Linked DNA regions of Homo sapiens: region 2 is linked to region 1. The links are chromatin loops, found by intact Hi-C in ENCODE. Cell type or tissue: pancreas. All regions are shown on one strand. Each heading gives the region's core, and the rest is flanking DNA. Links, peaks and the distances in the headings are about the cores only. Region 1 has its middle 37 kb from the start of VDAC1. Region 2 holds the start of LOC124901191 (U7 small nuclear RNA).

Region 1 (15,660 bases), core at 2,853-10,852:
AATGGAAAAAAAAAAAAAAGTAAAAAAAGAGTCGAAATATAGGCCGGGTGCGATGGCTCACGCCTGTAATCCCACCACTTTGGGAGGCCAAGGCGGGCGGATCACGAGGTCAGCAGATCGAGACCATCCTGGCTAACACGGTGAAACCCCGTCTCTACTAAAAATACAAAAAATTAGCCGGGAGTGGTGGCAGGCGCCTGTAGTCCCAGCTACTTGGGAGGCTGAGGCAGGAGAACGGCATGAACCCGGGAGGCGGAGCTTGCAGTGAGCCGAGATCGCACCACCGCACTCCAGCCTGGGCAACAGAGCGAGACTCCGTCTCAAAAAAAAAAGAAAAGAACCGAAATATATTAGAAATAAATAATAGAACCAGCCACGTGAAAAAGGTGGGGAAGAAAAAAGCTAATCTATGTAACTTTGGGAAGCATTATTTGATTATGCATTGGTAAGACTAAAGACAAAAAGATCAAGGCACATGTTCTCAGGATCTCCTGAGGGCTGTGTCACGCGCAAAAAAAAAAAATAAAAAGAACTCTACACATATATGTTAGTATATTTGTTTTTCAGAAGAATATCGGCTAGCAATTTGAAGCTACTTTCTGTGTGGAGCAGATTGTGTCCCCCAAAAGACAAGCCTAAGTCCTCACCCCTAGAGCCTGTGAATGTGACCTTCTTTGGAGACAGGATTTTCACAGATACTATCATTAAGTAAAGGATCTTGAAACGAGGGTGGGCCCCTAGCTCCAGTGACCAGTGTTCTCTGGAGAGAAAGGAGATGCGTGACACAGGCCCTGCCAAGGTGGAGGCAGAGATCCAAGCGACGCGTCCACTAGCCCGGGAAGCCCAGAATGCCACGCGCCGGACGCTAGGAAGAGGCCGGGATAGGGTTTTCTCCCAGAGCCCGCAGCAGGAAACAAACACGCCTTTTCGGGCACTTTGATTTTGTACTGCTAGTCTCGAGGGTTGTGAGAAAATAAAATTTTGTGTTTGACGCCACCCAGCTTGTGGTAACTTGTGCGGCCCTGGGACACTAATGCAAGGTGCATGCTGGGACCGAGCTGGTGAATAAACATGGCGGACAGTGAGAGCCAGGTTTCCACTATGGAGGAAAGGAGCTGCGAGTAAGGAAAGGAGCTGCGAGTAAGGAAAGGAGCAAGGTTAAAATGAACCCTGTGGTGTTGAATTGGAATCTCAGGTATCGGTATACATTCATGATGTTTTCCTCTGACAACTGATCGTAGGGAGAAAAATTCATGGTTTTTATGGTAGATGGAGAGAGGGGGGACATGTAGAAATGGATATAGATGTGCATGTATATGTCTGTCTGAACATACACTTCCTAGCTCTGTCCACCGAGAGGGCCTAGGAGCAACGACACTCCCAACAATGAGGACATCTAATGCCCAGATCTCGGTTTCCAAGCACTGTGCTGCAATAGCAAGGACCAGGCTCTTGGAGAAATGGCTGGTCGCTGGGCTGAGGCAGGAGAAGTACAAGATGAACCTGGCACATCTTGCGGTCCTGGGAATTAAGGATGTGCTAAACAAAGTAATAAGCCAAATCTGGGACAATTTTTGTTGTGTTTTGTTTTTGAGACAAGTTCTCTCTGTTACCCAGGCTGGAGTGCAGTGGTGCCATCATCTCTTACTGCAGCCTCAACCTCACCAGCTCAAGTGATCCTCCCACTTCAGCCTCGCAAGTAGCTGGGACTACACGTGTGCACAACAAAACCCTGCTAATTTTTTAAAATATACGTTTTGTAGAAAAGAGGTCTCATCATTTTGCCCAGACTGGTCTTGAACTCCTGAGCTCAAGCAATCTGCCCACCTTGGTCTCCCAAAGTGCTGCGATTACAGGCTTAAGCCAACACACCAGCGAACATTTGAGCAACAAAATAAATAATAAAGGATGATAACCCACTGAATAAATGTCCATAAGTCCATACTGATGGAAATAAAAATCAATTAGATAAATGGAGAAGGGACAGCTCTTCCTTTCAAATTCCAACTAATAAATGCAGAAGGAATAATGCAAATAGAAAATCATCATTTGCCAGGCCCGGCCTTGTGGCTCACGCCTGTAATCCCAGCACTTTGGGAGGCTGAAGCAGGTGGGTCATGAGGTCAGGAGTTCAAGACCAGCCTGGCCAAGATGGTGAAACCCCGTCTCTACTAAAAACTACAAAAATTAGCCGGGCGCAGTGGCAGGTGCCTGAAATCCGAGCTACTAGGGAGGCTGAGGCAGGAGAATCGCTTGGACCCTGGCGGCAGAGGTTGCAATGAGCCGAGATCGCACCACTGCACTCCAACCCGGACAACAGAGTGAGACTCCATCTCAAAAAAAAAAAAAAAAAAAAATTCCCATTTGCCAAACAGTACAGGAATTGTTGCAGGCAGGAATCATCAATGGATGCTGAAATTAGTAAGCCAAAATATGACAAGAAATATAATATTTGGATCATCTCCATCTATTTCCTCACAAGATATTTAATTGATTACAAACAGAAAAAATAGTAGCTTCACAGTGGAGAGACCAGGCAGGTACCACCTTAACCAAGTGATCAAAGTTAATAACACCTGAAAGGAGGCACATAAACATCATGTGCTTCCTGATACCGTCCTCTGAGAATAGCACGTCACTGCTGTGGTATTTCTGCTAAAATGCATAACTTCAGTCTAATCCTGAAAAAAATCAAACACAAATTGAGGGACATTCAAAATATAACTGGCCAACACTCTTCATAAGTGTCAAGGTCATGAAAGACTGGGGAACTGTCCCAGATTGGAAGACACTAAAGAGACATGACAACTAAACATAATGTCGGATCCTTGGACTAAAACACCAACCAGAAAAAAGGACATTAGTAGGTCAAGTGCACTTCTAGTAAGATCTGTAGGGATCCCTTGAGCCCAGGAGTATAAGGTTGCAGTGAGCTATAATCACACCACTGCACTCCAGCCTGGGTGACAGAGCAAGACACTGTCTTTTTTAAAAAAAAAAAAGGCCGGGTGTGGTGGCTCACGCCTGTAGTCCCAGCACTTTGGGAGGCTGAGGCAGGCGGATCACGAGGTCAGGAGATCGAGACCATCCTGGCTAACACAGTGAAACCTCATCTCTACTAAAAATACAAAGAATTAGCCAGGCATGATGGCGAGCACCTGTAGTCCCAGCTACTTGGGAGGCTGAGGCAGGAGAATGGTGTGAACCCAGGAGGTGGAGCTTGTAATGAGCCTAGATCACGCCACTGCACTCTAGCCTGGGCAACAGAGTGAGACTCCGTCTCAAAAAAAAAAACAAAAAAACAACAAACAAACAAAAAAACTGAAGCAAATGCACAAACAGTTAATATGACATTATTAGCAGTTCCTCAGGCTGATGAGGATGCAGAAGGTGCCCTTTAACGAGTAACCAAGTGCAGGAGAACAGAGGAACAACCACAGCACAAACAGGCAACCATCCAGAGACCAGGGTGGACACTGCAGGACAAGAAGTGAAAGTCAGATGGAAGAAACGAGGCCCAATAAAGCAACAATCCTAATAGATTTGTTTTTCAGAAACCTGGATGCCCACCAGATGGAAAATGCCCATTGCTGTCATGTGGACCTCAGATAAGAGGGAACTGAGGACTGAACTCTGATCACTGCCCTGTGTTCTAAATTTCTTCCCGAGGTGCTTGGAGAAAGTGACACCTGCAGGCCATCAATTTGCTAAACTGGTCACTCTGACCTAGTGCATTAGGGCTTGCTCTGGTGACCTGACTGGCATAGCACCCCTGATGATTAATGGGTTTCCTGATCTTAACTAGCCTATATTAAGGCCAAATCTTAACATTCTTTTCTGCTGACCCCAAGTTTTTTAGACAAAGTCTTCCTTCCTCAACCAACTGCAAATCAAAGAATCTCTGAATCTACCTATGACCTGTAAGCCCCTGCTTCAAGATATCCCACCTTTTTGGGCTAAACCAATGTATAGCTTCCATATGTTTGTTTACACATTGGCCTGTGACTTCTCCTTTCCTGAAATGTACCCCTGCCTTTAAAAACCCTTGCTTGTAAGCCATCAGGGAGGTTGGGTCTTAAGCGTGAGCTCCCCATCCTCCTTGCCTGATGATGTCCTGCAATAAATGCCTCTTTCTCTCACTGCAAAAAAAGCCCCCAAAAACAACAAAAAACCTGTAGATTAGTGAATCGTATTGTATCAATGTTAACTCCTTTTATAGATCATTGTACTACAGTTATATATGATATTGACATTAAGGCAATCAGAGTGAAAATATACCATAACTCTGTAATATCATTGCAACTAAAATTATTCCAAAATACAAGAATTTGTAAAAGAATGCTTATTAAATAATGTCAATGTGCCAAAGACTGGGGAAATTATGGTAAATGCTAGATATGGCCTCTACCCTCAAGGAGTTACAACACATGTGGGTTCCCAAGCAATAAACAAGGAAACAAGCACATAAACAATACAATTCAAGCAGTGAAAAGTACAATGGAGAATACAAAATGGGGAGAAGAATTAGGCAGGGGTCCTAATTTAATGAGGGTGATTAGGAAAGGCCTCTGACATTACAGCTAAGGCCTGAAAGAACTCAGAAAGCAAACCACATAAATATCTGGGGAAAGAGTGCCCCAGGCAAAGCAAACAGCAGGTTCAGAGGCCCCTGGGATGAGAACAAGGTGGCATGTTTGAGAGGCAGCAAAAAGCCCAGTGTGGCTGGAGGGAAGCCAGTAAGCATGGAGGGTAAGAGCGGGGATTGAAAGGAAGGCAGAGGCAGAGCATACAGGGTTTTGCCGGCTCTGGCCAGGAGTTGGGACTTTATTTCCTATCCACGACCCCCTCCCTCAATCCCACCCCCCACAAATATCATTCAGTGTAATATGTATGGGACAGCATGGGGCAGGTACTTGTGAGTTCAAAACAGCTACAGCATTGTTTTGTGAACATGAAAATATTTTGAAAAGATAACTCAATTCTGCCAAGTCTTTTGTCTTTGCCTGGCTCAAATACATTCCTCACCAAGTGAATCCTTTTACCCTTTGCTAATTACCCCGTGACAATTAAAGTAGTTCTGCTTTGCAGCAATAGGATAGTAAATTCCAAAGTTATTTTGGACACCAAAACCAGGAGAGAAAGTCAGTTAACAGCCTTCCAGGTAAGCCAAGGTGTGTTTATATGTTGACTTTTAAATGTTATCATTGAGATAGACACAAAATGAACCCATTTTGTGTCTATCATTGAGATAGACACAAAATGGGCCCATAGAGGGCCCATGGAAATGCCCACAGATGCTAATGTAAAGGCCCAGTAATAGACACTTTATTTGCAATAGGCGCCTTATTTACAACATTCTGTATTGTGGCATTCATTACTCGCTGACCTCCATGCTTTCCAGAGCACCAAGTAGGTCCATGCAAGCAAAGTGAAACCAATTCTCCAGAAAGCCCTTGTAATTTCTCCTCCCCACCTCAATCGTCCTCCCTTGCCTGTGGGCCAAGACCAAGGAACCAACCTATTGCTGTTACAGTGATTCGCAACCCTGGCTTCACATTGATGTCATCTGGAGAGCCCTAATAAATACTGATGCTAGGCCCCAACGAAACAGATGATTGTTTCACTGGTCTGGAATGGCCCCCGACATGCGTGGTTTTTTATTTTTTTTATTTTTTTTGAGACGGAGTCTCCCTCTGTCGCCCAGGCTGGAGTGCAGTGGCGCAATCTCGGCTCACTGTAAGCTCTGCCTCCTGGGTTCTGGCCATTCTCCCGCCTCAGCCTTCTGAGTAGCTGGGACTACAGGCTCCTGCCACCACGCCCGGCTAATTTTTTGTATTTTTAGTAGAGACGGGGGTTTCACCGTGTTAGCCAGGATGGTCTCGATCTGCTGACCTCGTGATCCGCCCGCCTTGGCCTCCCAAAGTGCTGGGATTACAGGCGTGAGCCACCGCGCCCGGCAGACGTGCGTAATTTTAAAGCTCCCTCTGGTGGTTCTACTGAGAACCCTCTGTGCCAGAATGAGACCTGGCTGCTATTAGAGAATTAGCCACGAGGTGGCGCCAGAAGCTGACCAAAGAAGCGAGATGGGCCATCTCCCGGCTCCCAAACCCTGCAGTCTCCAGGAGGAGGCACAGTTCCCTGTTCTCAAATTAGGGGAGCAAACACTAGGCTCTGGCCACTCAGGTTTCTTTCACCTTAGGAGGGTGGCATGTCTGCCCACAGCCAAGTTTCCAGACTGCTCCTGCAGTCTGGAACGCAGACACAGCACATTCCCAAGCACCTATGAGCTGTCAACTAAGAAAAACCACAGGGTGACAGCACCCCCTTAGGCGCAGGAGCTCCTGGAACCCCAAAATTGGGCCCTTCCAGGGACAAGGACGGAGGCTTCAGTTCCATGGGTCCACACAAAAGGCATCTCCTCTTTTGGCACCCGAGAGAGAGACCCCTGAGGTTAGCACTCCCATTCTAAAAGGAGCAATTGGCTGGCACGGTGGCTCACACCTCTAACCCCAACACTTTGGGAGGCCAAGACGGGTGGATCACTTGAGGTCGAGAGCTGGAGACCAGCCTGGCCAACATGGCGAAACCCGGTCTCCACTAAAAATATAAAAATTAGCTGGGCATAGGCCAGGAGCAGTGGCTCATGCCTGTAATCCCAGCACTTTGGGAAGCCGAGGTGGGCGGATCACGAGGTCAGGAGTTCGAAACCAGCCTGGCCAACATAGTGAAATCCCATCTCTACTAAAAATACAAAAATTAACTGGGTGTGGTGGCACGTGCCTGTAGTCCCAGCTACTCGGGAGGCTGAGGTGGGAGAATCGCTTGAACCCGGGAGGCAGAGGTTGCAGTGAGCCGAGACCACGCCATTGCACTCCAGCCTGGGTGACAGAGTGAGACTCCGTCTCAAAAAAAAAAAAAATTAGCTGGGCATGGTGCCACGTGCCTGTGGAGGCAGGCTGAGGCAGGAGAATCGCTTGAATCAAGGAGGTGGAGGTTGCGGTGAGCCAATATCGTACTGCTGCACTCCAGCCTGGGCGACAGAGCGAGATTCTGTCTCAAATATAAAATTAAAAAATAAAAAGAGCAGTTGATTCTGTGTCTCTCCAAAACATCCTTTGAAGAACAACCCAGGCTATCCAATAGTGTCTCCTCCCCAGTTGGGAAAGGGGTCACTCTAGGAAGTCAGTTCTCCCTGAATTACTTTAACTTCCCAGGAATTACACATGGAGGGCTGCAAACCTTTTTAAATGTGGTTCAAAATTTTGTGTGTGTGTTTTTCCCCCAAGAAGAGAATCTGTAGCTTTCACTAAAAGGATTAATAATGCAAAAGATGAAGAACTGTCGGAACAGATGGACTTTAATGAAGAAATTTAAAATATTGTCCTTGGGATCCAGTTCAGTTGTTCTGGAATAAATGCACTCACTTTGCTCAAACCCCTGCTACTGATCCTACTCAAGGGAAAACATTACCAGCTCCTTCTCTTGATGCTTCAAAGACTTGGCTGACCCGCAGGCTCCTTCCGAACATCTTTGGTCACCTGCAGGCTCTGGGAATGACAGAGCTCACCTTGCTCAGGGGACTTCTTTCTTTGGGGGATGTCAGAAAAGAGGTTGCTGCTGAAAATTCCTTGACCTAATCTTTACTGCTTCAGGTACCTACACCCACTCTGGGAGGGGCCACAGGCCCAGGAGGGGCACATCCATGGATCATGTAAACCAAGCAGTGTAGGGGCCTCTGCTGACCAGTGGGAAGGCGAAGGAATGGGTCTGGGGCTAGAGAAGGCCAGCCCTGATGGCCAACGTCCTAGCAGAATATAAGGTGCTTATCCAATGGTCCCAGGACCAGCTGCTCAGGGAGCCCTGGACATCAGCGCTGTGAGTGGCATGGGACTCTGTAATGCCCCCTCCCCACTCCAGTGGGGATGGGAAAGATGGTGGGACCGAGCTGGTGGGCCTCATTTCACCAGACTCAAACTCAGAGAAACGCAGGCCTTGCCTAACATCACACAGCAAGGGGCCTTGGAGCCATGCCTGGGACTTGGGCCTCCTGCCTTCCACACAGGGCGCTTTGCATGGCCCCATGAGGAGCCCCCAGCTCCAGGCATCCCTGTTGGTGAGTGGCTCCCTGGGAGCAGGGCCCACCCAGGGTGGGCTGGCCAGTCAGTCCTCCAGAGTAAGGCGCCATCCTGGCCACCACCCCACACTCCCTGGCTGGCCTGGCCACCCTCGAAGCTCCTGAGGTGACCCATTTCCCTCACTCTCCTCTGCAGCTTCAAAACAAATCAAAATGCAGACCAACATCCTTTGTTTGTTTTGGGGGATCAGAGAAAGGGGAAAGCAGCTCTGTGGGTTTGCACTTGAAAACAAAACTGCTCTGAGCTGCCCGAGCAGAAACCAAACCAAAGGTGAACTTGGAGGCCAGAACCCCTTGTGGCAATGCTCTCAGAATGAGTCAAGGGGCAGCGTGGGAAGGTCGGAAGCAGGGCTGTCTACTGACCAGGCACTGATGGCCTGGGGTCAACAGCTGCCATGGTGGGCTCAGGGTCATGGCCACGCTCACTCATCCTGGGCACTGTGGGCTTGGGGGGGACCAGGCCCTGATAGCGACAAGCTTTCCAGTCACTGGTCTGGACCTCCTTCCTCACCATGGAGGAGTGTGGGGACACCCTGGACCTCACGGCCCCCACCCATCCTGTCTTGCCATCCCTTGCCCACAGGCCCATGCTGGGTGCCCAGGCTAGGTGACCTGCCCCGTGGTAACTTCTAGCCAGTAGGTGAGACCACAAAGGCCCATTCAGTACTGGGCATTTTTTGGTTTTGTTTTTCTTTTTTTTTTCTTAGACAGAGTCTTGCTCTGTCTCTTAGCCTCTCCAGAGTGCAGTGGTGCAATCTCAGCTCACTGCAACCTCCGCCTCCCAGGTTCAAGCGATTCTCCTGCCTCGGCCTCCAGAGTAGCTGGAACTACAGGCATGCACTACTGTGCCTGGCTACTTTTTCTATTTTCGTAGAGATGGGGTTTCACCATTTTGGCCAACTTGAACTCCTGGCCTCAAGTGACCCGCCTGCTTCAGCCTCCCAAAGTGCTGGGGATTACAGGCGTGAGCCACCATGCCTGGCTTTGGGTCTTTTAATGGGAGTTCGGCCAGGCACCATCTTACCTGCCTGTTGAACTTCTGCTTCTTAATGAAACTGGGCTCCCCCAGGTCCCCCACCTCCAGAGGAAAGCACATAGTGGGACAGAAACCAGAGTGCTCTAGACTTCTGGGGTTCCCCATTGGCACTGAGTATGTGGGTCGTGGGAGACAGGCTGGTGGAAACCCTGCCTGGGCCTTTCTTTTCCTGAGCTTGGATGAAAGAATGGGAGCAGCAGGGGCAGATCCAGGGAGGTCCAACTGATGTCACTGGATCCTGCCAAGAGCCTCAGTGAACACTATGATCCTGGGGCAGGGGTGGCAGGAGAAGAGTGATCAAGGCTTCAGGGTGAATGGTGGGCCTGTCGGCCTGGCAAAGTGATATAATCAATTTTGACTGTCCAAGGGTGACCAGAGATGCTCTCCTCTGAGTGAGGATTTCTCACCTCTCCGAATAGTTTCAAATGCCCAGTCTCATGTGAGCTTCACAACTATCCAGGATATATAGAAAAGGAGCTGCTGAGGTTCAGAGAAGCAAAGCAACGTACTCCAGGTCACACAGAGGCAGGGCTAGGACAAGGGCAGCGCTGGGCCACACCCCTCCCAGGAATTAGCCCAACCAGAGCGAAATTCTAGACTGCGGGACTACCTAAGAGGTGGCTGGAAAGGACTCTCACCTCCTCCTCTCTGGTTATTCTGCCCTAGGATGGGCTGGGTAGACTTTTCTTTTTTCTTTTTTCTTTTTTTTTCCCAGACAAGGTTCACTCTGTTGCCCAGGCTGGAGTGTAGTGGTGCAATCACGGCTCACTGCAGCCTCAACCTCCAGGCTCAAGTTATCCTCCCACCTCAGCCTCCTGAGTAGCTGGTACTTACAGTTGTGCACCACCATGGCCAGCTAATTTTTGTATGTTTTGTAGAGATGGGGTCTCATTATGTTGCCCAAGCTCATCTTGAACTCCTGGGCTCAAGCGATCCACCCATCTTGGCCTCTCAAAGTGCTGGGACTACAGGTGTGAGCCACCGCGCCCAGCCTAGGTAGACTTTTATCCAGTGCCTGCATTTTTCTTAAGCTCCCATTTTTTTAGTTCTTTGGTGATAAATGGAGCACTTGACTTCCATTCTCTCACCTAATCCTCACTCCAGCCCTGACAGGTAGGTGCCCTCAGTCGCCCATTTCAGAGATGCTGAAGCTGACGCAAAGAGACGTTGATCAACCAGCCCAAGGTAACCCAGCTGATGAGCACAGACTGCGACTCAAACCAAGCCTTTCCAACTCCAGAGCAGGCGATGTTTTTGCTCAGTACCCTGCCTCCCATCCCCATCCCTTCACCAATGGAATGTTGAGTTTACACCCCCTCATTTCCGTATAGCTGTCCAAAAGCTGGGCCTCCTCCAAGATCCAAGGTAGGTTATGATTGGCAGCCTGAACTTCAGAGGCCCATCTTCCCTTGCTGGGGGCCAACTCAGACATCTGTGCTCCCAGCTCTTTCCGCCCTAGCTCCAGCTCCCATCATATGCAGGTGTCTGCACAACGGCCCCTCCAACAGCAGCCAACACCTGGGTCCCCTCCCCATCAATGGGAGATCCGCCCCATCCTTCCTGTCGGGGAACCTCCTCAGCTGCTGGGAGGCTCCCCAGACAGCTAAGGGATTTTTATGGATTAATAAAAACTTCCAAGGCCCTGCTAAGCTAGCTGGCATTTCAGTTCCCTCAGTGGACAGAAGTGTCCTCTCTTCCTTCAGAATAGGGCTCCATGGCACATTTGCATATCTGTATGTGTCTGTGTGCACATACCCATTGGTGCACGTGTGTGTGCACATAACTGTGTGTGTGTGTGCATATTGCTATCTGTGTGTGTGTGTGCGCGCGCGCACAGGTATGTAAGTGCTTATCTGGGTATGCATCTAGGTATAGAAAAGACCGTGTGATGTCCCAAGCTGTGTGTTGTCTGTGTATGTGTGCTACTGAATTATTTATTCATTCAGCAAATATTTCTTGAGCTCCTACCCCATGTGAGGTACTGCGCCAGAGCTAGGGGCACAGAAGAGACTGGCTGCCTAGAGCTCAGAGTCTTCAAGGAGCTCATCACCATGTGAAACCCCCTCAACTCTGGCCATCCTGGGGAAGGGAGGCCTAGGCAGGGGCTGTAATTAGGCCCGGGAGCCAGAGGGCAGTTTTGGCCTTTTGGGTAGCTGGTTCCAAGACAATGCCCAGAGCAGGGGCCCAGAAACTCCCAACAAGGTCGGCCCTGTGAAGTTCCATTCCTTGTGCTTCCCAATCACATCACGGGTCAAAACCCTCCAAAGCCACAGTGGACAAAGCTCCTTCCATGGGGGAGGAAGAACAGCCAGAGAACTAGATTCCCAAAGAAAGTCCACAAAATCAGAAAAATTTTAGGCCCTGCTGGCCTGGACTCATCAGCTTCAGTCAAGAAAGCATAGTGTGTGTGGCCCATCTGGCCAGCCACGCCAGTTATCTACAGAGAGGACAGCTGAAGTCCAGTGTATCAGCTTCCTACTGCTGCTGGAAAAAGTGCCACAAACTTAGTGGCTTAAAACAGCAAAATGTCTTCTATTACAGTTCAGGAGGTCAGAAGTCCTAAAACCAAGGTGCCTGCAGAGCTGCCTTCATTCTGGAGGCTTTAGGGAAGAATCATTTCCTTGCCTTTTCTAGCTTCCAGGAGCTACCTACGTTCCTTGGCTTAGGACATCATCCTCATCTTCAAAGCCAGCAGCATCTCCAAATCTGTCTCTGGCCTCTGTTTCCATTGTCTCATCTCTTCTAATATGGACTCTTCTGCCTCCCTCTTTGAAGGGCCCTTGGGGTGACATTGGGTCTGCCTGAATAATCCAGGATGGTATCCCCATCCCAAGATTTTTCTTTTTTTTTTTTGAGATGGGGTTTCACTCTTGTTGCCCAGGCTGAAGTGCAATGGTGCGATCCTGGCTCACTGCAACCTCTGCCTCCTCTGCTTCCCAGGTTCAAGTGATTCTCCTGCCTCAGCCTCCCGAGTAGCTGGGATTACAGAGGCACACCACCACGCCTGGCTAATTTTCATATTTTTAGTAGAGGCAGGGTTTCTCCGTGTTGGTCAGGCTGGTCTCGAACTCCCGACCTCAGGTGATCTGCCCACCTCAGCCTCCCAAAGTGCTGGGATTACAGGCATGAGCCACTGACCCCGGCAATTCTTCTTTTTTTTTTTTTCCATTTTTATTTATTCTATTTATTTATTTATTTATTTTTGAGATGGAGTCTCACTCTGTCACCCAAGCTGGAGTGCAGTGGCGCAATCTCGGCTCACTGCAAGCTCCGCCTCCCGGGTTCACGCCATTCTCCTGCCTCAGTCTCCCAAGCAGCTGGGACTACAGGCACCTGCCACCACGCCCAGCTCATTTTTTTTCTATTTTTTAGTAGAGACGGGGTTTCATCGTGTTAGCCAGGATTGTCTCGCTCTCCTGACCTCGTGATCCACCCACCTTGGCCTCCCATAGTGCTGGGATTACAAACATGAGCCACCATGCCCAGCCTTTTCATTTTAATTTTTTAAAAAAATAGAGACGGGGTCTCCTTATGTTGCCCAGGCTGGTCTTGAACTCCTGGGCTCGAGTGATCTGCCTGCCTCAGCCTCCCAAAGTGCTGGGTTTACAGGCATGAGCCACCATGCCTGGCCCTAAGATTCTTAATGTATTCACATCTGCAAACATCTGCAAAGTCCGTTTTGCCATATAAGGTAACAACATATTCACAGGTCTAGGCATTAGGATGTGGACATCTTGGGGCAGGTGGACAGTGTTCTGCCTACCACACCAGAAATGGAGGAAAATGCCCAAGGTTTAATGGGCTTGACCAAGGGCCAGAACTCAGGCGGTGGGTCCCCCAGTTCTGGGTTGTTTTGGGCAGCACCTCAGGGGAAAGGAAAAGGACTACCCCACAACACACATTTAAGCTTGTCTCCTAAAAAATGTTGTACACAGAGTGGTCAATAGCACCTGGTTTGAGCTTCATCTCCACTCTACACCTACCAGTGGGGTGACCTTGGCCATGTGGCTTAGTGCCTCCAGGCCTCGATCTTCTCATCTGTAAAGTGGAGACAATGATAAGGAGCCATTATGTGGCCTGTTTTGAGGATACAAGGAGCCTGTTTTGTGGCTGCACTGTTAGAGCTTTGGCAATGTTTTTGCCACCCTGCCCAGAGACACACCCTAATTCAGGTAGAAGTGGGAGAAGTGAGGGCAGGGAGAGGGAAGGAACTATACTCGGACTATCAGGGCTGGTAACTGAGATAATGCCCTTGACCTTTCTCCTGCCCCTCCCAAAGCAGTAGACCAGAGCCAGGGGGGTCACTTTCCTGGAAACTCCCCAGTGAATGAAGCCTTTGATACCTAAGTGGGTCATAGAAAGGGAACAAAGGGATGCTTTTTGCATGAAAAGCCGCCTGCTGGGGGAGGGCAGGAACCCTGGTTAATAAAAGGTTGGGTGTCAAGTGATTGCAGAGACTCAGGTAGGTGGTACATTGAGGGAAGGGGCACCCACAGAGAGGCCACAGAGAGGGGGCCACTTCAGAGGTGCTGCCCAGGCATCTCCACACAGGAGGTGGGGATGGTTCCCGAAGGACTGGAAAGGCTTCCAGAGCCCAAGCCGTGAGTGGGGCCTCAGAAAAGGACCATTCCTATGGGAGAGAGGACAAATGCTCTTGTGTCCAACTCCAGACCCCAGGGACTCCATTCATCCCGCACAGAAGGAAACTGGCAGCAGAGGCTGCAGGGCCTCCTGGGCCCCTCTTGGTGCTGCCTCCCCACTGCCATATGCTAAGCAGTATTTTATCAGCTCACAATGCTGCAGGCACCATCCATAAGCTGCAACCCATTGGGGTGTTTCTTGTTCTGTTTTTTCTGTTTTCCTTTTTGATTCAGTGTACCTGTTTGTGCAATGTAGAGATGGGCAAAACAAATCTGCACATGGCCCAGTGCTGTCACCACAGGGCAAGTGAGGCTGGCACAGTGAAGGGGATGTCGCGGGGCAGGTCCCAGAGGCACAGTTCACCACAGTGCCCTGCTTTTCACGACATCCACATGAACATGACGGCATGACATTGCATCATAAGAGGCTAGTCAACAAGCGCCATCATTTTTCTCTTTTTTTTTTTTTTGACAAGCTCCGCCTCCCGGGTTCTGCACCACTACACTCCAGCCTGGGCAACAGAGTGAACCTTGTCTGGGAAAAAAAAAGAAAAAAGCTAGTTCTGCAAGCTCCGCCTCCCGGGTTCACACCATTCTCCTGCCTCAGCCTCCCAAGTAGCTGGGACTACAGGTGCCCACCACCATGCCCTGCTAACTTTTTCTATTTTTTAGTAGAGACGGGGTTTCACCCTGTTAGCCAGGATGGTCTTGATCTCCTGACCTCGTGATCTGCCTGCCTCGGCCTCCCAAAGTGCTGGGATTACAGGCATGAGCCACCGCACCAGGCCTTTTTTTTTTCTCTCTTTTGAGACAGTCTCGCTCTGTCGCCCAGGCTGGAGGGCAGTGGTGCAATCTTGGCTCACTGCAGCCTCTGCCTCCCAGTTTCAAGTGATTCTCCTGCCTCAGCCTCCCGAGTACCTGGGACTACAGGTGTGCATTAGCACGCCTGGCTAACTTTTGTATTTTTAGTAGAGATAGGGTTTCGCCATGTTGCCCAGGCTGGTCTCGAACTCCTACTCCTGGGCTCAAGTAATCCACCCGCCTCAGCCTCCCAAAGTGCTGGGATTACAAGCATGAGCCACCGTGCTTGGCCTGACTTTTTAAATGTATAGAAACTTCATTACTACTCATAAGAGAAATACTTATTAAAGAAAACTGGGCCATAATGAAACACCACCCAATGCCCTCATTATTCAAAGACAATCCAGATCATATAGTATCTTGATCTATGTCCTCCTAGCTCTTATCCCCCGCTGGACATCTTTCCTCTAGTCCTTATCCCCCGCCGGGCATTTTTTTTTTAAACATATCTGTGCTCACACTGCATGCATACCTTCTGTGTTTTCATTTGGCATTAATTTATTTACTACTGCAGCTCCAGTATGTAGAGCAGTACTTGGCACAAATGGTACCTCAGTAAATATTTGCTGAGTGAATGAATGAATGAACCAACATGGATAATGTTTCTATGTTACACAAAAGTAATAATAATCATGATATGTGACAGGGCTTACTCTGTGCTAAGTAGTTTATATGCATTATCTCACATGATGCAGTAATCCTATGAGGTAGCCACTACTGTTATCCTCATTTTACAGATGTGTAAACTTAGGCTTAGAGAGAGATTAAGTCCCAAAGCACATGGGTAGCACTGGGTTTCTAACCCAGGTCTAGCTGATGTCAAGACTGTTTTCCTAATAGTATGTATCACTGACTCCCTGTGAATATTTTCAGAAACAGCATTTAAAATGATTTCATACTATCCTTTAATTTAATTTTTAACTTATTTAAATAAATAGAGATAAGGTCTGTCTATGTTGCCCAGGATGGTCTCCAACTCCTGGCCTCAA
Region 2 (15,660 bases), core at 3,877-11,876, 540 kb after region 1:
TCAACCAGATGTGCTTTCCTAAAATTTCAGCCTTGGGCCTCGGCCCCAGCGGACGCTCGGAAGGCATGGCCACTGCAGCCTCCCAGAGTTATTTACGGCTGACAAAAATCGCAGCACTGTTGATCAGCCCGACAAGTGCCGGCTGGTGTCCCCTAGCAACCGTGCTGACAAGCAGGCTGTGCAGGGACTTGCTGCTTGTGGCTCTGGCTCTGGTCACCAGGAGTTTATTTGGGAGCCTGACCTGGCCTGAGGAGGAGGCCAAGAGGGTGGAGGCGGCTCTGAGACACACACCTGCCCAGAGGATGATATGGGACAACTTCCCAAGGAGGGAAAGGCTCAGAAGGAAGTGGGTCCTGGCCTCAGTGCCTGGATGGTGGTCCCTTTGGCCTCCCACCAAAGCCAACCTTGTCCTGGGCAGCTCCAGCCTGCAGACCTCTGGCTCTTCTGCCCCTGTGCCTTCCATCTCTAGGGCTCCCCCAACCCATTAGTGCCCTTGCCTCACCCAAGCCCAGTCACCACCTCCAGCTGCTCCCAGGTCAGTAGCCCAGAAATTGCCACATCCTGCTCCGTGCCTGCAGTCTACTGCTCTCCCTGCTCACTTGTCTCCCAGGCCCTCCACCCTTCTTTGTCCTGCTTTCTTCACTCACTCCCTGTATGGCACTGGCCTGCTATGCCCCAGCCCTTGTCCCTCACTGAGGCCAGAACCCTGGCAGAGCCTCACCCAGTAAGAGCCACTCCCTCCACCAGGAGAAATCCCATAGCGCTGAGCAGGGCAGTCCCTGCCGCACACCCCACCTCATACCTGCTGCCCACATGCTGAGCCCTGCCTCCCTCAGGACAGCGTCCCCTCTGTCCTCATACCAGGGCCTCTAACTTCTGCCAGCCGAGCCTCTCGGTCCATTCTCTTCCCTTCCCTCCTGTCTTCCTTCCCCCACAGGGGCTCTTTTCCAGCCCACACCTGCAGCTGACGAGTCTGTCTTTTCTTCATCCCCTCTGCGGGTCCTTTTCCACCAATATTTGAATCTGTTCAACCCTCTCTCATCTTCAAAAGCGAATCCTCCCTCCCTATTTCCCTCTAGTCGTGGGTTCCTCCGCTCCCACCCCCATCTCTCCTTTCCTGTCATCCCTCATGGTATTTGCATCCTTGCTGCCCACTCTGGCCGGGTTTCCGCCACATCCCAGAGCCTGCCACCTGGGCTGCCTGCAGCCTCCCTGCCCACCTCTCCATCCCCCGATCCTCTCAGCAGCGGCTGCCACAATCAGACCTGCCCTTAGTCTTGGAGTCCTTTTTCTGTGATGCTCTGACCAGGTCCCCCCTGAGGTCCTGGTTTACCCCCCTCCCTCTCTGGCTGCTCCTTGGCCTCAATGGTCATCCATTGCTCTCCCCTGACTGCTCACTCCCAGGGCTGGAGACCTCAGGCTCCACTGTCTTTCACGGCTGCCCACAGTTTTGCCCCACGTGGGGGTGCTGGCTGCCCCTCCCTTTTGAGCTCCACACCAAGTCCCTTTTAAAGGCCACCGGCATCTCATGCCCAGCATCCCTGTTAGTTTCCTAGGCCTGCCCGTGTGCCACCAGCTGGATGGTGAGATTTATCCTCATGGTTTTGGAGGCTGGAAGCCCAAGGTTGAGGTGTCAGCAGGATTAGTTCCTGCCGGAGGCTCTGCGGGGGAGTCTCTCCGTGCCTCCCAGCTTCTGGTGGTTGCCAGGAATCTTTGCTGTTCCTTGGCCTGCGGACATCTGTCTGGCCTCTGCCTCTGCCAGGTCACATGGCCTTCTCCCTGTAGGCACCTGTGTCAGGACTCCACTCATAGTAGATCAAGGGCCCACCCTAATGTAGTATGACCTCATCTTAACTATTTATATCTACAGAGACTCTATTTCCAAATAAGGTCACATTGCAAGGGTCCCAGTAAAAATGAATTTGGGGGAACACTATTCAATCCCGTACAGAAGCCACTGGAGGTTTTAAGGGGAGAAGGGAAGTGTCTCACTACTCTGTGAAAATCCAGCCCTGGGCCGGGCGCGGTGGCTCACGCCTGTAATCCCAGAACTTTGGGAGGCCAAGGTGGGCGGATCAGGAGGTCAGGAGTTCAAGACTAGCCTGGCCAACATGGTGAAACCCCATCTCTACTAAAAATACAAAAATTAGCCAGGTGTGGTGGCAGGCACCTGTAATCCCAGCTACGTGGGAGGCTGAGGCAGGAGAATGGCTTCAACCCGGGAGGCCGAGGTTGCAGTGAGCCAAGACTGTGCCACTGCGCTCCAGCCTAGGCGACAGACCGAGACCCCGTCTCGAAAGAAAAAAAAGAAAATCCAATCCTGGCTTCCCTTGGCCTGGCTCAGTCAAGCTTCAGCACCTGGCCTCCTCCCTTGCCAGCCCCGACACTCCTCACTGCTCCCTTCAGATTCCTGCCACGAGGCTCTGCTCTGCCTCCCCCAGCCTGGCCTGGCTTGGATTCCTCGTTCCCAGGCTCTGCCCTGCCGTGTGATCAACTCCCACTCCCACTGGCTGCTTGTGTGTCCAAGACGCCTTGCTCAGCACCCCCAAGTGTGGGTCGGAGCCACCTGGTCCTGTCAGTAGTTGGTCAGCACCTACCTCCCCTGAGAAGAAAGGGGCCCCAGCGGCGTTGCTCACTTGAGTCCAGGGCCCCACACAGTGCAAGTCCACAGAGCTGTAGCCAGTGCTTAAGGGTGTGGGGGAAGGAGGCTGGTTGGAAGGTGGTTTTCAGGAGGTCCAAGTTTTGACAGGAAGGTGGTTCATCCCAGTAGGGTGGGACCGGTGGTTGCAGCCCAGGGTGGCCCCCCGGAGTGGTACTGGCCATAGGGATAGGCGGAGCTGAGGCTCAGAGGTGGGTGGCCTGGTGCTCACGGTCTTCGAGCTGAGGGCGCACACACCAGCGTGGAAGGCCACGGAGAGTCCATGCAGAGCACATCGTGTGGAGGCCTGAGGCTGGAGCCACCTTTGTGGTACATCCTTCACGGCTGGGCTCAGGAAAGAACGGAGGATACCCGTACGCAGAAGAGAGGTCTGATCTTGGCTGCCCTCGGACTGGGAGAAATGGTTATGCCAACAGGCAGGGGGTCTGGAACCAGAGGTCACCCCAGCTTAAGGACATGAAGGCTGAACTCAGCCTTGAAGATGGAACCCAACGGGAAACAGCCTGGTCCCAGCTGGAAAGACCCTGGTGGGACCCAGGATTCAAGCTGAGCAGCTTTGGCCAACTGTCCCTGATAATGGAGTCTCCATCCTGTGCTGAAGACCAAGGAAGTGTCTCAAGGGAGGGGGCTTGGTCTTGGCTTCAGAAGTGTGGCCTGCCCTGAGAGCAGCCAGGGAGGGATGGCCCACTGGGGTAAGGTGCCAGGTGGGCAGGCAGTAGCATGGTCCATCCTGCAGGTGCTTCCTGTGGGACCACCTATAAGAAGGGTCCATGTCCCATGAGCTTAGCAAGCTGGTGTCTAAGGCCCCAAGGGGCTCTTCCCAGCTGGCCTTGAGGCAGTCAGAGAGGCCTCTACCCTCTCTGCTGAGGAGTTCTGTCACTGTGGCAGAGTGAAGGTGGCTGTGTAGATGTGGAAGCCTTGGCCAGCATGGCGTGAGCCTGGCTCAGGTCCCAGTGCAGCGGATAGACATGGGTTGGCTGCAGGCTGGGCACAGGTGGGTTAGGACTTTCTGCTCAAAGCTCTTCCAATGGCGTTCTCTCTGGCTGCAAGTACCGGGGCCATTTGTGGCTCAGGACAAGTGTTAGTTTTTGCCATGCCATTTATGTCTGAAGAATTTCTTTGCTGGGAAAGAAAGGCCTTGGACAGGAGGCAGAGGGATGAGGTTGGTGACCTGGTGAGACCCTGATGAGTCTGCGGGCACTGTGGTTATAAAGGACAGCAACCATGTTGGCAGGGCCTTGGGAGGCAGCCTGGCTGACCTTACCAGGAAGGTAAGACTCAGAGGAGGAAGGTGGGCATGCCGGGTTGACCTAACCAGATGCTTTTCCCTGGCTGCTCTGGCTCAGCCGGGGACCACAGGGCTGAGGCTGTGTTTGGCCTTAGGTTTTGGATCCGAGACATGCAGCACAGGGCTGAGGATGCGCTCAGGGTCTGGGAATTGTTTTGCAGATGTTCTGGGCAGGATAGGCTGTGGCGGTAGCCTGTGCCCCTGGCACTGCCTCCACCCATAGCAAGGTCCCCAGAGCTGGGAGGTCTGGGGTGGTTGCCTGTGAGTAAGGTGGAAAATCTCTCTTGTTTTCTCAGGTTAGAAATCTGTGCTACATGGTGACAAGGCGCGAGAGAACGAAACACGCCATCTGCAAACTCCAGGAGCAGATATTCCACCTGCAGATGAAACTTATTGAACAGGATCTGTGTCGAGGTAGGCGCCTTCCCCACCTGCCGCCGCCACCTCCCTGTGCCCTCTCTTGCGGGGCTGGGTCCCAAGGAGGGTGTGTCTTTGGATCCTGGTGGGGGTATGTGCGTGGAGCCAAGGGCCACTGGCCCCCACTCCTACCCTTCACCATCCAATTAGTAGGCCCAGACGGGGGCCTGCAAGGGTCCTGAGTTGTGCGTCACTAGGCAGAGAGCCAGAGGTTGGAATGTGGGCATCAGGCCTGCCCTCAGGGAGCTTTCTGGTTGACTAGGCCACAGCAGTTCAGGAGCTGATTGCATGTGAACAGGTACAGAGAAGAAGTCCTAGTGGCTCTCTGCTGGTGCTGAGGCAGGAAGGGCCAGAAGCTGGTGAGCTTCCCTGAACCCTGGTGTGCCTGGGAGTCAGTTCCGAAGAAGGCAGCTGTCCCAGAGATGTGACAGGACCTGGCTGTTGTTTCTCTCTGACCCTAACAGGATTTATGCCCTGCATCCGCGGTGTTTTTCACTGTTTCATTCTTATTATTCTTATTCTCTTGGCGTCACATGCGTTTAGTGGATCTGGAAATCAAAGGCTGAAGGAAGCGCTGACATTGATCGTATCTGTTAATTGTGGATATTGCCAGACACAGGGCCCTTCTTGGAGCGTATACATGTTAAGAAGGGCAACACTTAGCCCCCAAAACAGTACCCCAGTGTTGCGTTTACATGCAGCAGAAATAGCTGGATGGAGAGAGATTTTGAGCCAGGGTCTGCCAATGCCACTTCAGCCTCAGGGCTGAGCTGGGCCTGGAGAGGAAAGCTGCTGAGCCACCGTTGGAGCAAATGACTGAGGACCTCTGCTGCCCCTACTTCTGCCCCAGAGCTGAGCTGACCTGATTGTGCTTTGGCATCACCACCCACTCTGGCCCCAACATCTAGCCTTGCCAAGTTCAGGTGCTAGTCATGACCATGTAGAGCTCACCGTGTACCCAAAGACTGTGGCAGCTTCCTGGCTGCTGGAGCTTTCCAGGCCCCCTATCTTCTGTTTATTCACTCAGCCAGCATTAACTGAGCATGGACTGGATAGGGTTGCTGCCCTTGTGGAATGCACCATCTGGAGAGAGAGAGGAATGTGGTATCGCAGACGCTACAGTTGCTGCCAGTTTAGGGATAGAAGTATCAGGGATGTCTTCCCAGAAGCAGTGATGCTCCAACAACATCTCAGGCACTTGGCTGTGGCCACATATCGGCTGCAGAAGGAGAAGCCCATGCAAGGCACCCACAGTTGAGGAAGCAGAGGGTGGCAAGCCACGAGCAGTGCCCTCAGGCACAGGATTCCAGAAGCATGGGCAAGAGCCTGGAGGGTCCACATCCCCACATTGGTTCTGGGGACATTTGCAACTCCTTGTCTTGAGTGTCAACAACAGGCAGCTCTTTGTTCAGGGCAGGGCAGGGTATTTGGAGATGACTGGTTTGCCCTGTCCAAAGCTGCTGCTCACACTGTTGAGAGGCTTGACGCCTGGGGTGGGACATGGGCTGTGTGCATATCGGCGAGGCTGTCTGGCCTGGCGGCTGGACAAAGCCTCCTAGTGGAGATGATATTTGGCCTGTGAACTGAATCAGGTGAAGGATAGGAGAAGAAAACAGCATATTTGGAGACTTAGTGGCCAGAGCATGTCTTGGCAGAGAAACTGGAAGGAGGCTGGAATGGCTGCACCAGGCAGAAGGAAGACTCCTAAAGTGGGGATGACGGGTAACCTGGGTCACATGTGCGAGATCTTCTTGTAGCCTGGGGGAGGAGCTTACACTGTCCTGAGAGCAGTGGGGAGCCTCAGGAGCCTGCCTCCAGAGTATCTAGGCATTAGTTACATGCCATGTTACAGATGAGATTGCCCAGGCACAGTGGCTCATGCCTAAAATCCCAGCACTTTGGGAGACCACAGTGGGAAGATCACTTGAAGCCAGGAGTTCCAGACCAGCCTGTCTCTACAAAAAAAAAAAAATACAAAAATTAGCTGAGCATGGTGACACATGCCTGTATTCCTAGCTGCTTGGGGAGCAGAAGTAGGATTGCTTGAGCCCAGTAGTTTGAGGCTGCAAGCGAGCTATGATTACACCACTGTACTCCAGCCTGGGTAACAGAGCCAGGCTCTGTCTCTAAAAAATAAATAAATAAACAGATGTGGCCAGGCACAGTGGCTCGCACCTGTAATCCCAGCACTTTGGGAGGCCAAGGTGGAAGGATTACTGGAGCCCAAGAGTTCAAGACCAGTCTGGGCAAAATAGCAAGACCCTGTCTCTACAAAATTTGAAAATTAGCCGGGTGTGGTGGCATGCACCTGTGGTCCCAGCTACTCAGGAGGCTGAGGCTGGAGGATCGCTTGAGCCTGGGAGGTCAAGGCTGCAGTAAACTATGATTGTACTACTGCGCTCCATCATGGGCAACAGAGCAAGACTCTCTCTCAAAACAAACCAAAACAGATGAGACTGAGGCCTGGCCTGAACTGAAAGGATACAAGGGCCAGGGGTGCACCCTGAATCTCCCATCTAGTTTGCTGCCTGACTTTGAAAGCCAACCAAGAGACCATGGCAGGAGACTGGTTCAGGGTTGCTGACCCTGGGGTTAGGAATGGAACCCAAGCCTCTTGACCCCTCAGGTAGTGTTCCTTCCACCTACATGTCTAGCTCCTCAGCCTGGCATTCAAGGCCCTGCCCTGTCCAGACTCCCTTCCAGCCATTCTTCCCACCACCCACACTCTCTCCCAAGACTACAGGTTGTGCAGGTCAGACTGGAGTCCAGGTCCTGCGAGGGCCTCTCCTCGTGGCCCTGTGGCCACCCCAAGTCCCCCACAGGCCACAGTGGACAGTTGGTCCACCCCACCATGCCAGCCATCCCCTAACTCCAACCTTTTTGCTGTGGAGGGTGAGCACTGGCTGATGGAGGACTCCTGGGCTGCCACGCAGGGATCTTGGTGCTGACCGAGGCCACTCAGGGTAACCATCTCCCTCCTCCTCTCACTTTCCCTGACACAGAGCGGTCTGGGAGGAGAGCAAAGGGCAAGAAGAGTGACTCGAAGAGGAAGGGCTGCGAGGGCTCCAAGGGCAGCACTGAGAAGAAAGAGAAAGTGAAGGCGGGGCCTGACTCAGTCCTGGGGCAGCTGGGTGAGTGAGGGCCATGCTGGCCTGCAGACACGGCAGGCTTGACCATCACCACGCTTGCAGCTCTGTCTGCCCTGCGGAAGGCCAGCTGCACAGAGTAGGAGACTGAGGCTCAAGAGCGGTAACCAGGCCCTTGCTTGCCCAGGTGCACACACCTTCCACCCACAAAGGAGACAGATCTCAGAGCCCCGTGTGACATCCTGGGAAATGCCCCGTCTGTAGACCTGGATGGAGGCTGGGCCACGCCCACTCAGGAACTGTCCAGTCATTCCCCTGGCTGGGGGGTCCTGGGTGCTGGATTTTCCCAGAGGCCCCTGGGACAGCCCCATGCTGGGAGGGGAGGATCTGCCAGAAAGCCCCATCCTTGTCCTACTCTCCCAGAATCCTCTAAGTGGGCCCTTCCTGCAACAGCAGCAGACTCTCCTGGAGCTGCCCAGAGGAGTGGCTGCAGGCTCTGGCCCTGCCCACCACCTCCACTGTCCCAGGCCTCCTGTTAGGCAGAGCAGCCTAATGGGAGCAGTGTGACTCATGGACCTCACGTGCTTCCTCCAGAGATCTCAGGGAGCATCATGGAGTCCCCTTCCAGACCTTGCCTCTGGGATGGAAGCCCCAGGTCATCCTTTCTGTCCCTCTGTCTCAAGAAGGGGACAACCCAGGCGTGGTGGTGCATGCCTGTATTCCTAGCTGCTCAGGAGGCTGAGTTGGGAGGATCGCTTGAGCCCAGGAGGTTGAGGCTGCAGTGCACCATGATCATGCCACTGCACTCCAGCCTGGGTGACAGAGCAAGACCCTGTTCCTTCATTTCACACCCCTCCCGCAAAAAGAAGGGGATAACTTGGGTGTCTAACAGGAAACCCAGTCTCCCGTCTCGCCAGCTGCCCCCTCCCAAGACCTCGGTAAGGAAGGAAGGCTCTGCCGCCCTCACATCTGCTGGCGTCTCACTTGCCTCCCCTCTCCCTGACATCCAGGAGGGACTGGATACTGCTTGCTACCCCTATTCGTACCTGATCCCTTTATCCATGCTCTTTGCTGCAAGCGCTGGGAGGCAACGCTTATAAAGACTGAGCGCCCTCTGGCGGCCTGAGGGCATTTTCCTCCAGATTCCTCCTTCCCCAACCCCACCAGAATGGGGGTAGTGGGCAGGTCCAACTTCGTGGGTAGCAACCTGTGCAGTGCCACGGGGTCCTTGTTCTTGGTTAATGCTCTGCTGCTGCCACCTTGAATTTTCTTTCCCATGGCAGGCTTTCTGGTAAAATCCAAAAAACCTGCTAGACAAACTAAAAGAGCTATAACACTCCACCTTGAAATTCTTAATAATATTTGAACAAGGAGCCTATATTTTCATTTTACACTCTAGCCCACAAATTATGAAGCCCATCTTGAGGGCAGCACGTCCTTCTGGAGAGAAGCGTATAAGTAGTCCCTACTCTTTGGTGGTGTTGGCAGGAGGGATGGACAAAACAAGATAGCTCACCTGGGTCTGGCACAGGGGGACAGAGAGAAGACGATGCCTGGTGGTGTGCTGGGAGCGTCAGTGGGCTTCCTGAAAGGGTGGGACACACGTCTGCTGGCGTCTCACTTGCCTCCTCTCTCCCCTCAGCAGGCCTGTCCACCTCATTCCCCATCGATGGCACCTTCTTCAACAGCTGGCTGGCACAGTCGGTGCAGATCACAGCAGAGAACATGGCCATGAGCGAGTGGCCACTGAACAATGGGCACCGCGAGGACCCTGCTCCAGGGCTGCTGTCAGAGGAACTGCTGCAGGACGAGGAGACACTGCTCAGCTTCATGCGGGACCCCTCGCTGCGACCTGGTGACCCTGCTAGGAAGGCCCGAGGCCGCACCCGCCTGCCTGCCAAGAAGAAACCACCACCACCACCACCGCAGGACGGGCCTGGTTCACGGACGACTCCAGACAAAGCCCCCAAGAAGACCTGGGGCCAGGATGCAGGCAGTGGCAAGGGGGGTCAAGGGCCACCTACCAGGAAGCCACCACGTCGGACATCTTCTCACTTGCCGTCCAGCCCTGCAGCCGGGGACTGTCCCATCCTAGCCACCCCTGAAAGCCCCCCGCCACTGGCCCCTGAGACCCCGGACGAGGCAGCCTCAGTAGCTGCTGACTCAGATGTCCAAGTGCCTGGCCCTGCAGCAAGCCCTAAGCCTTTGGGCCGGCTCCGGCCACCCCGCGAGAGCAAGGTAACCCGGAGATTGCCGGGTGCCAGGCCTGATGCTGGGATGGGACCACCTTCAGCTGTGGCTGAGAGGCCCAAGGTCAGCCTGCATTTTGACACTGAGACTGATGGCTACTTCTCTGATGGGGAGATGAGCGACTCAGATGTAGAGGCCGAGGACGGTGGGGTGCAGCGGGGTCCCCGGGAGGCAGGGGCAGAGGAGGTGGTCCGCATGGGCGTACTGGCCTCCTAACTCACCCCCTTCCCTGTCCCAGGCCCTGCCCTGGTCCCCCCACAAGGCCTCAGCCCAGTCACAACTGCCATTTCCAGTCTCTGCTGAGTGTCCCAGACCCTCGAGGCTGCCACTCCGTCGTGGTTTTATTTTTAATATAGAGAGAGTTTTGAATTCTACACTGTTGTCTTTCCTCTGTGCTGGCCTAGGACATTAGGATTCCTTCCACGGCTCCGGCCGCTAGGACCCTGCCAGGTCCCGCGCACCATCCCTGCCCTGCCCACGTGGTATTGCTGGGCTCCTGGCTAGATGCAAGCAAGGTGGACAAGAGCTCAGGACTCCAGCCCACTGCCACTGGGTGACACAGACTGTCGTTTGGGCATTATTTCATGGCAGATGGGCCAGTCCAGGGCCTACCCCGCCTTGCCCCCAGATCCCACTGGGGTCCATTTGGGGGGTCCTGCTACACTCCACCGATCCCCAAGGAAGTATAATAAACGATACCCAGCCAGAGTCTACTCACTGTCACAAGCACAACGAGTTTATATGAGAAAGCACTGAGGGGGTGCAGAGGGCCCGCTAGTTCCAGGGGAACTGAAAGCTGTTCCTGATCAGCCCGTATCATCTGAGGCCTGCCTGCCCACCCTGCCACCCTCCCCTCCCTTGCTGCTCTGCCCCTGCCAGTGCCCAGCCCAGCGGCTCTGGGAAGGGGTTCCCAGAATCCCTCCTGAGCTGTGCCATTTACTCAGGGGACTCCCAAACAGCCAGCTGCCAGTGCAGGTGGAGGGCTGTAGGGGAGGGCCAGTGCCCAGACAGGGTCATGGGGCTCAGACCAGCCCACTGTAGAGAATCACTCTGAGGCTCCAACTTCCTTCCTTCCTTCGGGGCCAGTCTCGGCCGAAGTCTGGTCACGCTCAGACAGAGCTGACCAGACCAGACCGTTTGCCTTTTCAAGTTTCCTAGTCCTGCTACAAGATGAGCTTCTTCCGTGGTTTCCTTTTGGAAACTCCTCCTTCCAACAAGCAGTGGGATCCCGGGGCCCAGGGCGGGCCGGTGTTGGCCGCTGGGGCTGTTGTAAGTCTTGCTGGATGTTCCCCTGTTCCTGAGCCTTAACCCCTCGCACAGCCATCCCCCCCCCCGTCCTGCCATCCCCCCCCGCCGTCCTGCCTTCCCCACCCCACCCTTAGGTCCCAGGTAGTTGCTCTGAAGAGTTTCAGTAGAGTGGCCCCAGGGTGATAGCTCAGGGAACAACAAAAAAGGAATTCCGTGAAAACATTTTTTTTTCTTTGATGAATTACTCCTGGGTCACTTCCACCACTGGTAAAGCCAGAACTTCTCCAAAAAGAACCTTGCAAAAAGTCCAGTGAATCAGTCGAATCATTCTGTGGATGCCAAAGAATATTTTGACCATAATACAGCACAGCCTGGACCTGACAACTTGTCATTTGGACTTTTTTTTAAATGGAGTTCTTTAGCAACAAAGTATAGAAACATGTTCATTGCACACACCCAAGGAGAAGAGCTCAAGCGCTTGGAAGAGGATGCTTTGCTGCTGCTGAAGTGTACCTGGGTGTTAGATTTCAGATCCTGGGCTGAGCCCACTGTGAGCTTTCCTAAACTGTGAGACTCACAGAGGGGAAAGATACTGACGGTGAAACCAGCATGGAAAACGTCTTTACCATGTGGTTCCCTCCTCCCCAAATACATAAAGCAAATAAGCAGGATGGGGAACAGCTTGACCTTCATCCACCCCTAACTCCAAAACTATCAAGGTACGACAGTGGCATTGTCATCGACACTCAATTTCATGTGAATTTTAGCAAAACAGGAAACAAAGATAATGACTCAGTTCAGAGGATCGGACAAATGTGTCTAGTCCGGGTGGACTCGGAGGGAGTGGGGTGGGCTTCAAGGATTCTGGGCGTTGGGATGGCATGAGCTACCCTGTAGAGTTTAGTCTGCCTGCCCGCCTTGGTAGTAGTGACCAGTCAGTGTCAGCATCAGTGTCCCAACCCCAGTCTCTGTTTACTGCCTTTGAACAGAACTTCTTCCTTCCCCATGCTTTGGGTCACCTCGGGCTGCAACCCTGTCTGTGCCAGATTGCCCGGTCTGACCCTGCAGGAAGCAAAGAGGTGAGCTTAAAGAACAACCAAACTCTGCCAGGGGTCCCAGAAAGCCCAGGGTCCAGCAGTCTCAGCACTTGGCCCCTTGCCCCTTCACACCATCCTGGGGCAGGGGCTGGGCCTCCCTGGTGGCAGGGGTGGGTGGAGAATTAGGGAGAGGGTGCAACGAGTCTGGCCCCTTGCCTCGGGCTGGCTGGTGTTCTTCCAAGAGCCTCTGCTCACATTGTTGGCCTCTGGATTCTGGCCCTTCTTCATTGGCTGTTGCTTTGGACTGGACTGTTGCTGAGCCTGTGTCCTGCAGAACCCAGATGTCTGTTAGGCTGGCTGGCTGCTGCGAGGGGAGGGGGGTGGCCTTTCATTTGGGGTGCCCTTTCACTCCCAGGCCAAGCCCTGGAGCAATCTTCTTCAGGCAGCTGTCTCCACCTCCAGGATGTCCAGCAGGCTGCAAGGAGAAGGATGCCAGCCACCCATCCTCCCCCAGTTCCCAGCCTTTCCCCTGTTGGTCACAGCCGCTTCTGTCTTTTTCCGGTCTACTGTCCCCAGTGTAGAGGGCTTTGCTGTCCCTGAGACTGAGGCAGGTTCCTTTTCCAGGTCAGAGGTGGAGGTAGATCTTTCTCTCAACCACATCTGCCTCCACACACAGCTCCTCCGCAGGGAAGGAGAAGCTGCTCTGTAACTCATTCTGGCTATCGTCCCCCTTCTCACTGACCTGACCGCCCACCACCTCCTTCCCCCTCATCACATGACAAAGGATAATGTGCAAGAAAAGTATTTTTATGTATCATAAATGTATTTTGAAACAAATGAGAAGAAGAAAGGTAGAAGGGTTTATTTTATTAAATGAGCCTGACTTAGTGACAGTGTGTGAGCATTTGCAATGTAAGGGCCTCAGCTTCCTTGGAGAAGCCACCCCAGGTTTCCAGACATAGATGTTGAATTGTTTGTGGGGGGTGTGCCAGGCCACGTCTCGTGTGTCCGTATGCAGGCATGCCTGTGTATACTGTGTATGGGCACACTGGGACTAGCTGGGACAATTCCTAGAGATTCAACTGCCCAATTCTAACCAACATTGGCAGCGGCTGAACTTGGCATTTCCTTGCTAACTGCCAGATGTGGCCAACCTTTGTCCATATGCAAACCACTGAAAAATGATCTGGATTTCTATAGCAAGGCCCTTGGGGAGGGCACTCTCCCATGCCCTTGGCCTCGCTGGCCACATTGGCCAATGAGCCAGGGCTGGAGTCTGAGACCTTTGGTTGTTCTTTAAGGCACCTCCTGCCACTTTCTCCCTCAGAGGCACAAACACTTTGTGTTCCACGTCAGTTTGAGGGGACGGTGGGGGGATGATATGAATGTCACAGGAGGAGACACCTTCTGTCTTTGTTTCAAAGAAAGTGATGTGCCATTTGTTAATATACAAGAGAAATATTGAAAATATATTGAAAAGAGCAATTTTAAATTATTTTTGGCTTATGTTGCAATATTTATTTTCTTGTATTAGAAAAGATTCCTTTGTAGAGAAAAAATGTATTTTTCATTAACGCAAAGACCTATTTCTCCTTTTTGTACATTGTCCATGTGCGCAACCCTTAACGAGCAATAGAATGTATGGTCACCTGGGTGTGGCCAGTGCCCGCTGTGCCCTGCATGATTCTGTGTTGCCGCTGCTGCATAGTTCCCAGCCCCATCCTGTCCTGCTCACTCATGGGGGCTTCCAGACCCCGGCCCCACCAGGGCTTGTGTCATAGGGAGCCCTTTGCACTCCTCGTGTGTTGGCAAACGCAGTTAATAAAGCAGTGTTTTCTGTGCTGGCTGGTGTGAGGCTCCATTGCATTGGATGGGGTAGGGAACCCTGGGAGTCCCACACACACACCCGACAATGGGCTCAGCAAAACCACGGGGTCCCTGAGTTTTCCAAGGGATCAGCTGCCACCTCCTAAGGAATCATAATAAAGATGTTCAGTGCACACCAAGGGCTATAATTTCAGAGCAGTATTTATATTTTTCATTATTATTATTATTATTATTATTTGAGACAGGATTTCACTCTGTCACCCAGGCTGCAATCTTGATTCACTGCAGCCTTGACATCCCGCGCTCAAGCTGTCTTCCCACCTCAGCCTTCCGTGTAGCTGTGACTACAGGTGCATGCCACCATGCCTGGCTGATTTTGGTAATTTTTGTAGAGACAGGGTTTTCCCATGTTGCCCAGGCTGGTCTCAAACTCCTGGGCCCAAGTGATCCGTCTTCCTCGGCCTCCTGAAGTCCTGGGACTACAGGCGTAAGCCGCCCCTAGCCTCAGGGCAGTATTTCATTTGATCTTCAATATGTTCCCCTGGAATTGAGAGGATGAGGGATGCACCTAAAGTCGAAGATGTGCTAAGAGGTAAAGCTCTGCATCCAAGGCAGGACTGCTGCACTCCCCACCTGCTACAACCACCTGTCTGGGACCGTAGGAAAGTTTGGGAGGAGCCTCCAGGGAGTGTCCCTAGGTCAGTGAAGATTTTTGCTTGAGTTTGTTTTTCATTCATGATTTTCTGAGCACCTACCCTGAGCCAGGCTCTGAAAAGAGTGTGGGGAATATAGCTGCTGTCCTTGCTTGGGGTGGCTCACACAGGCAGTGAGGGAACTGGGAGTTTTCATGGAGGCCTGGGCTGGTCTAGGGGTGAAGGGGTTCAGGAAGGGTTTCTCTGAGGAAGTGACACCATTAATTCATTGATTCATTGATTCATTCAACAAGTAGTCTTGACCGGACACCTCACTGCCAGTGTGCTGGGTTGTATACTGTGCATGTCACCAGGCCCCTGTCCCCCTAGAACCTCCAGACATTGGAGACCTAATGAAAAATAGTTGCTAGCCCAAGGGAAGCTGCATCGGAGAAAGGGATGACGGGCATTCCTCATAGAGGGTTTGGCCTATGCAAAGATGGATCAAGCTATATCGGGAGGGTCTTGAACCTCCTCTGAGGGCTCAGAACAAGGCTGTGAGGGACAGAGGTTACATTAAGACTCAAAGCATCTTAGCTTCTGGGGCCACTGACTTAGTTGTTTGCCACAGAGAATTGACCCATTTCCTCTCCAGAGCAGTAGACGGTAGGTTCCCAAGGGTGCCTCCAGATCCAATGTTCTGAGTCCACAATGCACAAGGTATTGGAAGTAAATTTGGGGTGGAGTGTGTGTGTGCCCAAAATGCCCGTGGAGGGAGGTCTCCCTGTTAGGGCACCTGGGAACCTGGAAAAACAGGCTGTGGATGTTCTCTCAGCCCCAGCTCCAGCAGCTCAGCTGTGAATGGGAAGAGCTCAGCGTCCTCAACTGTGGAATCAGCATGGGATGCTGGCAGGAAATCAGCCCTGGGGCTGAGGGGGTATCTGGGTGGCCAGCCCACCTGGCCATGGTAAGAAACTGTCAGCCCCATGGCCCAGCTGCCGTGGACTTGGCACCACAGCTTCTCCCTCCTCCTGCAGCCAGCCCAAAGCAGGACCACAGTGATCCAGAAGAATGACTCAGGCTTGCCCCTCACTCTAAAACCACACCTGTGTCGGCTGGGCCAGGTGGCTTATACCTGTAATGCCAGCACTTTGGGAGGCCAAGACAGGTGGATCATTTGAGGTCAGGAGTTTGAGACCATCCTGGCCAACCTGGT

What was found. Hi-C counts contacts between places; a loop is a spot of excess contacts. Peaks named below come from ENCODE experiments on the same cell type or tissue, not always from the same donor. Only the 100,000 strongest peaks of a DNase experiment are listed, where the experiment ranks them.
Region 2: it touches region 1 in a loop (3-fold over the local background); 2 of 110 quality-filtered maps call a loop at or near these places.

Annotation. Positions count from the first base shown.
Region 1 is chr5:134,033,670-134,049,329 of GRCh38, forward strand. It overlaps a transcript of VDAC1 not described here. Among named protein-coding and RNA genes, the nearest start is that of VDAC1, 37 kb to the left of the region's middle. RefSeq lists enhancers at 8,562-8,681, 8,702-8,831, 13,158-13,798, 13,799-14,438. In pancreas, for the core only: a CTCF peak has its summit at 6,006 (motif pointing right); a DNase peak (open chromatin) is centred at 6,052.
Region 2 is chr5:134,569,402-134,585,061 of GRCh38, forward strand. JADE2 (jade family PHD finger 2) reads left to right here. Exons shown (of 12, transcript NM_001388185.1): 10 at 4,244-4,361; 11 at 7,367-7,495; 12 at 9,093-13,826. The coding sequence ends at 9,916. LOC124901191 (U7 small nuclear RNA) reads right to left here and starts at 8,789; the gene lies at 8,730-8,789. RefSeq lists enhancers at 11,674-12,206, 12,207-12,738. In pancreas, for the core only: a CTCF peak has its summit at 8,578 (motif pointing left); DNase peaks (open chromatin) are centred at 7,782, 8,560, 9,345, 9,490 and 1 weaker place.